Linked DNA regions of Homo sapiens: region 2 is linked to region 1. A link is an interaction called in ENCODE POLR2A ChIA-PET data of the cell type or tissue named here. Cell type or tissue: IMR-90. All regions are shown on one strand. Each heading gives the region's core, and the rest is flanking DNA. Links, peaks and the distances in the headings are about the cores only. Region 1 has its middle 40 kb from the start of MAMDC2. Region 2 has its middle 97 kb from the start of MAMDC2.

Region 1 (5,395 bases), core at 207-5,206:
CTTCAGTGTCCTATTCTCCGCCCACCATTCCTGGTGTGAGGCAACCATTGAACTACTTTCTGTCATGATAGATTAGCAGGGCCTTTTCTAGAATTTTGTAAAAATGGAAGCAGGTTGTGCTGTTTAGTTGAAGGAAACATTCACTAGATATAAAATTCTTGATTACAGTTTTTTCTTTCAGGACTTTAAAGATGTTCCATTGTCATCTCACTTGCACAATTTCTGATGATTTCTGTGATAATTCTCATATTTGTTTCTCTGTATGTAATGTGTCTTTTTTCTCTGGCTTCTTTTACGATCTCCCTCAATGGTTTTCAGCAGCATATGTGAGTGTGTGTGTGCATATGAGTGTGTGTGTGTATTTATACAGCTTGGGATTCATTGAGCTTCTTGGATCTGTGGATTTATGATTTTCATCAAGTTTCAAAATTTTTTGCCATTACATCTTCAAATTTTTTTAGTACCTCAGTGTCTTCATCTATGAGGTAGAGATAGTGACTGTCTGCTTGATAAAGTATTGTTTAAGATAATGCATATAATTGTCTTAGCACAGTATTTGCTGTGTAGAATATGCTCCCCAAAAATGTCTGCTTCAGTAGGATGTCATATAATTAATTGTCCCAAACTGATCATGTTTGAGACTGAATAGGGGCACTATTAATATTCATGCTGCCACAGGGATAGACCAAGACTATTGCAGGCAAACTGGCATATATGGTCATATATGACAATAACAGCTGACTGGTGTAGCTTTCATCTGTAACTTGGGACACAGCTCTGGTGTAGTGGAAGATTCCTGCTCCCCATGCCCCAATGAGGAATGAATATGCCCTTAAATTGGAATGAAGGTACCAGGATTGTAGCTTGGACCATGACACCAAACAGTGGTACTGAACAACCTCACTCAGTCTCAGTTTTTAAAAAAATTTTAATTACCAGACCTTGGTTTTTAGAGCAGTTCGAAGTTTACACAAAATTGAGCAGATAGTACAGATGGTTCCCACATATCTCTCTCATTCCTCATTCAGCTTCCTCTATTATTAACATCTTGCAATGATATGGTACACTTTTATAATTTGTAGACCAATATGGATCCAGTATTATTAACTAATGTCTATGGCTTACATTAGGGTTCACTCTTGTGTTGTACATTGTTTGAGTTTTGACATGTGTCCACCATTATAGCGTCAGACAGAATAGTTTCACTGCCCTAACAATCCCTTGAGCTCCACCTATTTACCTCCCTTCTCCAGCCCCTGGCGACTGCTGATCTCTTTGCTGTTTCTATGGTTTTGCCTTTTCCAAAATGTCATAGAGTTAAATCATACAGTATACAGCTTTTTCTGACTGCTCCTTTAACAGAGAAATATACATGTAAGTTTCCTCCATAATTTTTTATGGCTAAAAGTGGATTTCTTTTTATTGCTGAATAATATTCCATTGTAAGACTGTAATAGTTGTTTTTTTAATCCATTCACCTTTGGAAAGACATCTTGGTTATTTCCAATTTGGGGCAGTTATGAATAAAGCTGCTATAAACATTTGTGTGCAGGTTTTCATGTAGACATCAATTCTCATTTCATTTGGGAAAACATCAAGGAGCATGGTTGCTGGATCATACAGTGAGAGTATGTTTAGATTTTTAAGAAACTGCCAGACTGTCTTCCAAACTGACTGTCCCATTTTGTATTCCCACCAATAGTGAATAAAAATTTCTGGGGCTCCAGGAACTCCAAATTCTTGTCAGCATTTGGTATTGTCAGTTTTCTGGATTTTTGCCACTCTACTAGGTATATAGTGGTATTACTTTATTGTTTGAATTTGCAATTCCTTAATGACTTATGATGTTGAGCATATTTTCACATGATTACTTACCGTCTGTACATCTTCTTTGATGAGGTGTCTGTTCAGCTACTTCCCTATTATTTAATTGGGTTGTTTGCTTTCTTGTTGATTTTTATGAGTTCTTTTTACATTTTCAGTACAAGTCCTTTATCAAATATGTGTTTGCAAATACATCAGATATGAGTTTTGCAAAAAAAAAAAACAGACTGAAAAAAAAAACAGATATGTGTTTTTGCAAGAGCAGCCTGTGGCTTTTTATTCTCTTGGCCTTGAAATATTTTTATATCCCACCATCTTTCTGAGAATCCAATTACATCCATATTAGACTACTTGATATTTTCCAAAGATTATTGAAGCTCTGTTCATTTTTTCAGTCTTTTTTCTCTCTGTGCTTCAGTTTAAATAGTTTTGATTGGTTCATCTTCGAGTTCACAGATCTTTCCTTCTGCACTATCCAATTTGCTGTTAAGTTCATCTGGTGAATTTTTTTCCCCAAACATTGAATATTTTTATTTCTAGAGTTTCTTTATTTCTGTTGTTTTTTTTATATTTTTAATTTCTCTTCTCAGTTTTATGTTCCTTTATATATTTGAACATATTTACAATAGCTACTTTAATATCTTTGTCTGCTAATTCCATTATTTCTGCCATTTCTGGATCTGTTTCTATTGACTGATTTCTTCCTAAGTTATGGATCACATTTTGCTGGTGCTTTTCATGGCTAGTAATAATTTTTTATTGAATCCTGGACATTTTGAGTTTTGGGATATTGAATAATAGATTTTGTTTCCTTTCTATAAAGGGTGTTAGACTGTGCTTTGGTAGATAGCAATACTTGCTAATCATCTTTATCCTTCCAAAGCCTATTTAAAAGCTCTATTAGGGCAGGTGTGGAGTAAACTTTAGTCCAGAGCTAGTTCATTTTATTATTAAGATGTCGTTCTACCAGATGCCCTAGTATTGGCAAAGGACTTGAAAGGAACTCTGAGCAAATTTCTGGAATGTTTTTTTTGCCTCCTAGATGACAGCTGCCTTTGCCTACTTGAACTTCAATGTCTGTTTCTTCCACTCAGAGATTCTATTGTGCTCTGCTTGGGATCTCCTCCCCATGGTACTTTCAAGAAAGTGACACTCCAGACAGAAAGCAACTCCAGACAGAAAGCCAGGGCAATCATGCAACTCACCTCATTTATTTCCTTTTCCTGCAAGAGCATAGTCCTGTGCTGCCTGATGTTCAATGTCTAAAAACAGTTATTTAGTATATTCTGCTAAGTTTATGGGTTATGGTGGGGGTGTCATTCCAATTATTTTGCTGTGGTTGGAAGCAGAATTTCCAACGTTAAATATTTTAAATTATGCAATCTTTCCCCAGCTGTGGTTGAGAACTTATTCTAGCTCTGAGCCAGGCCCTTTGACAAGTGGTGAGAGACGTAGGCAAGAGGGGTCTCTTCTCTGGTCCCATACTTTAAAGGACCACCCCAACACACACATGAATTTATTAAGAGCACACAGACAGTGGTATCTCTGTTAGTTGAGATCTGATACTCAGCTCTGACTCAGCAGGACCCATAACCCAAAACACATACTTTGATTTAACTGATCAAGCCCCAGGGAATGCATCTTTACATCTCTTGCCTTATGTTTCTGAATCAAAATTGTTACAAAATGTGACTTCATTTGAATGCCATGGTTTCTGGATTGTGCTACTGGTGATTTCAGAGACAGACACTGCTTTAGGGTGCTGGGAGCATTTGAATGGTGGAAGCACATAGTGAAAGAAAAGACAAATTAACTTAACTTGTCAAATTCTTCCACTCAGACAACCTGAATATAGTAAATTCTTATTGATTATTTATTATTTGCCAATAGTACCCAATGTTTATTTTCTTGCTTCTACTTATGCTACAATTTGTGGTACCAGAGGTACTCACAAACTATCATAGTAGTTGCAGCAGTTGCATGTGGCACCTAAGGAATGCTTGGAAAGATTTTAAAAATTAATATTTCTCACAAATGTGCATATATGTAGAAATAGACATAGCATGTATAAAGTATGATGCTGATGGTTTACCTCACTATTCAGATAGAAATTGAATCCTAGAATTTTTTTTTTTTTGAGATGGAGTTTCACTCTTGTTGCCCAGGCTGGAGTGCAATGGCACAATCTCAGCTCACTGCAACCTCTGCCTCCTGGGTTCAAGCGATTCTTCTGCCTCAGCCTCCCCACTAGCTGGGATTACAGGTGCCTGTCACCATGCCAAGCTAATTTCTGTATTTTTAGTAGAGACAGGGTTTTACCATGTTGGCCAGGCTGGTCTGGAACTCCTGACCTCAGATGACCCACTCGCCTTGGCCTCCCAGATGAATCCTAGAATTTTGCATACATTACATTTTATTAAAATATTTATTGACAAATAAATTTGGCAAAAAGCAAATTTTATCATTTCTGCATTATTTAAACACTTAACAACACTTTGATATGAAGTATAATTTGTGTCTTGCTTTTTAATTTTAATAGAAAATTTTGAATATTTCAGTAGAAATGCAATTTCAAAGGCATAAAAATAATTTTAATTTTTAACATTTAATTTAAATGTTTGATAAGATATATTCAAGATTTGTGTACTTACGATAAATTATATTTTAATATTTTATATGATTGGGAATGAGTACAGGTTGAAATCATGATAAATGTAGAAAATACAAAAATGTAATTCAGTTAAGTAGCTGAAAAGGAAAAGCAAATGTCATTATAAGAGTGTGTATTTATCAAGGTGGGGGATAAAATGTATGTTATTTAACAGTTAGTTGATTTGAGTTGTAACTTTTAAATGTTTACATCAACAATGTGAGAGGCATCATTTGGCCTTTTGCCCTGGAACCCATGAATATTATGGGTAAGCCTGAAAGACAGGGATGGAAATGAAATCTCATTAGTTGAGAGAGGGTCCCATTGTGTGCATGCCGGGCTCAGACGTGGGTGGGTGAAGTGGGGAGTACAGGAAGACTGATTGGAGAAGGTCCATCTCCAGAATTGCTGGTTACGGCCCTGGTGTAATTTCCATCACCAGCAGTGGTTCTGTGGTAGGGGCTGAGAGGAAGTAGGCTTAGCTTGAGGGCAGGATTGAAGCCAGCAAAGGACTTAACTACAAACAGGATCATTGAGGCAAACATTTGTTTGTACAAAAAAGTCAGAGGCAGTGGTGGTGGTGTTTGGGGTAGTGGGGAGAGCAGACAGGAAATGCCTGCTCTACCTCCTCTCTGGAGGTTCCAGTGGCACAACGGCACCCGTAGATACAGGTTCCCAGAGGCCAATTGTACTGGACTCCAGGGAAGCTTCTGACATCGGTCAGGGTTGTCCCAGGCTCCGAGTTGGTGAAACACATCACTGATTCCTGCTCAATGGGATAGGAGGAAAAAAAATAATGAGAGATATTTTTAATCTATCCCATGTGATTAACAATAGCATTTGCAGTAAAGTCTTATAAACAGTTTAGTCATAAACACCTCGCCAGGCATGTCTCCTATGACAAAATTGATGTTCTGTCTG
Region 2 (5,395 bases), core at 169-5,168, 57 kb before region 1:
TAGAAGAAATTCAGAAACAGAGATTATAAAGCTTTCTTATATTTATTTAAGTGTCCACAGTCTTCCCAGGGTTCCAAAGCATTTGCACATCCTGCTTAAAACTTATAGTGTCCTTGTAAGGTCCAGTGGTAATTAAGAATTATCACTGTTGTATTTAGAGAAAGAAGGCATAGAAAATTTATGATTTTACCCTGCATATATTCCTGGATATTATTTCATTTTAAAAACTTATGTTGTCCTCCAATAAAAAGTAAGCTCCATGATTCATTTATTCAACAAATGTTTATCAAAACCCTGAAGTGCTCCAAGCACTGTTCTATGTGCTTGGGGTACCTTAGAGACCAAAACACAAAATTGTATATCCTCATGGAAGATGCATTCTGTTAAGGGAAAACAGACAACAATCAATAAACATAATAAATAAATAGATTGTAATGTGTGTTTGAAAGTGGCTAGTTTTATGGAGAAAATAGACCATGAGAATATTGGCTTACTGTGTTTTTATCTGTGCCAACCCTGGTACCCAGAGGAGCACTGGTCCAGAGAAGCACAATGAATATTTGTTGAATAAATGAATGAATGAATAGATGCAGTTCAAACTGTATGTTTGGCTTCTAAAGATTTACAGTTTGTACTTTTGGATTGGTTTTCCTTAAAAAAAAATCACTGTAGCTATAGAAAGAATTTAACATCTGTCCCCCTTCCCATTCGGCTTTGCTCTCTAAGAGGAGGAGAAATGTAGTGGTTAAGCACGAAAATCTCCAGAGCCAGACTGTATGGATTCAAATGCCAGATTTACTACTTATTATTTCTGACAACTTTAATTATGTTTATATCAATTTTAAAATTACATTCATTTCATTCAACTACAATTTAAGGCTCTGTGTTTTGAAGACCTCCTTGCTACAGACACTTTCGATGTTGTGTGTTAACTTCATCTTTATAATTCCCTTGAAATCTTACATGTAATCAACATTTATTATGTGTCAGTTGTTTACAAGAAACTGTACTGGGTCTGTACTGGGTCCTAAAGGTATCATATAATGATGCGCCTGTCATAGGTGATGTTGATGGACCTTTAGGTCTGTCAATTGGAAACTTGATGCATCTAGATTCTATGCAAGATATGAACTCTTTTGTCAGCTAAGAGTGTCTCATTCACATCTAACATCCTCAGAACCTTACACAGTGATTGGTACATATATGGCACATTTTTTTATGAATAAAGAAAAAGTTATGATTTAGTAATACCACTCACATACATACACACACAGCACACATTTGCAACTGATTGGGCATCCTGTTTAGTATATATCTGGGCCTGGGTCTGAGGTTGGCCCACTTAGATCTGGACTCCCTTTCAGAGCAACAAAGTCTACATGGACTTTGTATGTGACTTGTAGCTTGGCAGCAGCCCAGGAAACTGCTTCTCTATCTTAGACATCAGCCAGCCTTGAGGGAAGTTCAGAGAGTAACTCTCTCCTTCCTTCCTTGGATGCACTGTTGCAACCCTCCCTTGTGGGCTGGTTGTTCATTTTTGTGTTTTGGTTACATTCTCTTATTTCTTCATCTTTTTTTTTTTTTTTTGGTTCTGCTTTAAAAGTAAAACAACAGTAGGGTTTGTGAAGACATTGCAGATGGTAATTTATTAGCTGTGATATAATGGTATCAGGAAATAGCTAGCTCTTTGGCTGTTTATTTCCCTCGTGGTGGATGGAAAGAGTAAGTATAGCAATGTTTCAGTTGCTATGGATACCAAGTCTTTGAGATAATAGAATCCTTTTAACATAATCCAGTTCTATTAGATTGGCTTTTCTCTTGAATGTTACATCTACCAAGCATACTTTCTTTTCTCAGTACAAAAATTTATATCCCTTTCTCTCAATATCGGGAAGTGTTATTTTAATTTTTCCTCCAATTTTGCCCTGCAGTTTATCTTTTTCCTATGTCTCCTCTTTCCTACATCAGAAAAGATGACATGGAAAAGTAAACCATATATCTGTCTTTCCCTCTAGCTAAGCGGAAAACTGATTTAGTTTCACACAATTATATGCAAGTACTGCAACATAATTTGTCCAGGTGTGATGTTTAAATCTTTTTAACTCAAACCACAAAAATGGGGTTAATTATAAAAGGCATATAAACATCTCCTCAACATTCCATTGGTTCATTGAGTCAGATGTCTTCAAAATAGAATCTCTTTGGGATGTATAATTTTGAGTACAGCATTAAGTAAATGACTGTTGCAGAGGAAAAAAAAAGTCAAGTGTTCAAAAGAAAACTCAAAAAGTGGCAGCTCATAGTTCATGGATATAAGAAAATTCTACTCCCATGTGTGAAGTAGTCAGACTCCTTGCTAAAAACATACATTTTAAAAAGTCTAAAATGTTAGTTAAATCATAATTCATCTTTTTTTTGAGAAATCATTTTAGTAAATTTATAACAACACTAATTTTTTGAACTCTTGCTTCGGTCTCTCATTCCTAATTCTATCTTGTATTTATCTTTACAGAGGGATTCAGTTCATTATATACATTTGAAATTCTGTGCAATAAATATTTTTTTGCACTGTCATGCTAGAATCTGTCATGCTGAAGAAGAAATGGCCAGTGTATGTGTCATGAGGCTGGATTTTAGTCCCAGCTCTTCCTGTGCTTGTGTGGCCTCAAATGAGTCATTTAACCTCTTGGGTCTTAATTTCATCATCAAAAATTCGAGGTCAGACTACATTATTTTCCAGAGCCCCTTGACATCCCAAAATGTCTACATTGCTTTGAAATCTATCCACATCTCCAACTGATTTCCAGCATCAAGGTTAGAAACTGTTTTAAATAGGCTTACTGAGTTCAAAACCAAATAGAAAAGAGAAAGTCTTAGAAGTACAAGCCTGCCAGCAACCTTATTTCCATCCTGCACTGTACTGACAAGAATTTTAAATTTACAGTGGAAAACAGGAATTAGACCATATTTAGGTAGCTAGTTTCAAAACCTTTATTGTTGGTGATATTTTCTCCAGATGGAAAGTAGGTATGTAAAAGTAATCTTGGCTACAGCTAATATTTATTGTTCCTGTAGTAAATTCCAGACACTTTGCTGAGTGCTTTGTGTGGTTCAGCCCATCAAGCCTCGCAGCAACACTATGAGGCAGGTATTATAATGTTCATTTTATACATGAAAATGAACACAATAAGGAATGAAAATCTAAGTCGTTTGTCCTAAGTGGCTCAACTAGTAATTGGCAGCCCCAGGATTTAAATTCATGCTGTCTGACTCTGTCTAGAGTATATAAATACTATAATGCACAGATTTTTTTTTTTTTGGTGCATGTGTGGCTTATACAGTTGTTCCTTGAACAACACGGGTTTGAATTGTGCAGGTCCACTTATATTTTTTTCCATCAACTGCAGATTGAAAATACAGTATTCAAGGGATGTGCAACCTGTGTATACAGTGGGCTGACTTTTCCTATATGTGGGTTCTGCGGGGTCAACTGTGGGACTTGAGAATGTAGCAATGGTCCTGAAAAGAATCCCTCATGTATATCGAAGGATGATTGTATATTCTTTTTTGTTGTTGTTTTGATTTGCTTTGAGACACAGTCTCACTCTGTTTCCCAGGCCAGAGTGCAGTGTCATGATTGTAGCTCACTGTTACTTTGACCTCCTGGGTTCAAGCAGTTCTCCCACCTGAGCTTTCTGAGTAGCTGGGACTAGATGCTCATGCCACCATGCCCAGCTAATGTCTTCCTTTCAAAATTTTTTGTAGAGACAAAGTCTCCCTATGTTGCCCAGGCTGGTCTCTGACTCCTGGCCTCAAGCAATTCTCCTGTCTTGGCCTCCCAAAGTGTTGGGATTATAGGTGTGAGCCATCATGCCTGACCTATATATTCTTTATATGTTCTGACAAAAACTCATTATCTCCTTTGCATTCCCCAATCCAGTTCTTCTCTGCATGCCTGATCTCAGTGAAAGGCACTACTTGCACTAATGACACAAGACAGACACCTGGAAATTACACTTGATACCTCCCTTCCCCTCACTTCACTTACCATCCATGCAACCCATCACTAAGTCCTATCAACGACATTTATTAAATAGCTCTCAAAATGCATGTATCAAAGTCCCAGAGAAAACCTGGAATACTAAAAGAATTTTACCTAAGGGATTTTAATGAAGGGACTATGTATAGATATGTGGGAAAACCTAAGAATCTGCAAGAAATGGTGGAGCACCAGTGGACTAGCAATAGTGGATGCTGTTAGCATCTTTATGGGTTGAATTGTGTCCTCCCAAAAAAGACATATTGGAGTCCTAAGCCCCAATATCTTGGAATGTGACTTTATTTGGAGATAGATCCTTTTTACAGAGGTAATCACTTTAAAATGAGATCATAGGGTGGATACTAATCCAATATGACTGATGTCCTTATAAAAAAGGAAAATTTGGATACATAGAGATACACATACACAGGGATACTGCCATGCGAACACAAAGGCAGAGATCAGGGTGGTGCGTCTGGTATGCCAAGGAACACAAAAGATTGTCAGGAAGCCACTAGGAGAGTGGCATGGGACACATTCACCCTCACAGCTGTCAGAAGGAACCAACCTGCCAGCTCCCTCCCACAATTTTTTTTTTTTTTTTTTTTTTTAGACAGGGTCTCACTCATGGCCAGACTGGAGTGCAATGGTACAATCATAGCTCACTGCAGCCTTGAGCTCCTGCACTCAAGCCATTCTCCTGCCTCAACCTCCCAAGTAGCTGGAACTGCAGGCATGAGCCCCTGCACCCAGCCCGGATGACATCTTGATCTCAGTCTTCTTAATTCTATAATGCTAGTTTGTGGTACTTTGTTATGGCAGCTCTAGCAAACTAATACAGCATCCTTTGGCCTGAAGGTGCATGGGAAGAGGACAGTATTCCAGGAAGCAGGTGAGAGCCATGATGGTAGAAGAGGGACTGCTTCTCAGGGACTGTGGCCAAAGGGAAATGCATTTTTCAGCATTTATTGGCTAGAAATCACCAACTATTTTCTTACTTTGAAATAATTGTGTTTATACAGGAAAGGTGCAATAAATGCTTGATTCTTTTCCTTTGTTTACTAGTTTTCAGAATAATGGCTTGTTTTCCTAGACATTTCCAAAGATGACTGGTTTTTTTCTGCATCATGAACTCATAGATTTTTAACATACCAACCTATTGCAATCTATTGCAAGCATTATCATTTTCTTGCTCACACTGAACTAGTTTTTGGCCAAAAACAGCCACTTCGGGCTGGCTGTTTTGACATTTTTATATAGCCCCAGTGATCTCTGACAGCTTCCTCGCTCTCCAGTATGGCAAGATGCCTGGGCTCAGCTTGATCATTTCTTGTCCCAGACCTGAGAAGAGCCATT

The links. ChIA-PET counts read pairs that join two places held together with the same protein. Peaks named below come from ENCODE experiments on the same cell type or tissue, not always from the same donor. Only the 100,000 strongest peaks of a DNase experiment are listed, where the experiment ranks them.
Region 2: POLR2A ChIA-PET joins it to region 1 with 9 read pairs; 1 of 35 experiments calls an interaction of 5 or more read pairs at or near these places.

The regions. Positions count from the first base shown.
Region 1 is chr9:70,001,083-70,006,477 of GRCh38, forward strand. No RefSeq gene overlaps it. Among named protein-coding and RNA genes, the nearest start is that of MAMDC2, 40 kb to the right of the region's middle. In IMR-90, for the core only: no CTCF peak of the experiment used is centred there; DNase peaks (open chromatin) are centred at 2,899 and 3,429; H3K27ac peaks cover 182 bases.
Region 2 is chr9:69,944,319-69,949,713 of GRCh38, forward strand. No RefSeq gene overlaps it. Among named protein-coding and RNA genes, the nearest start is that of MAMDC2, 97 kb to the right of the region's middle. In IMR-90, for the core only: no CTCF peak of the experiment used is centred there; DNase peaks (open chromatin) are centred at 1,673 and 2,633; H3K27ac peaks cover 690 bases.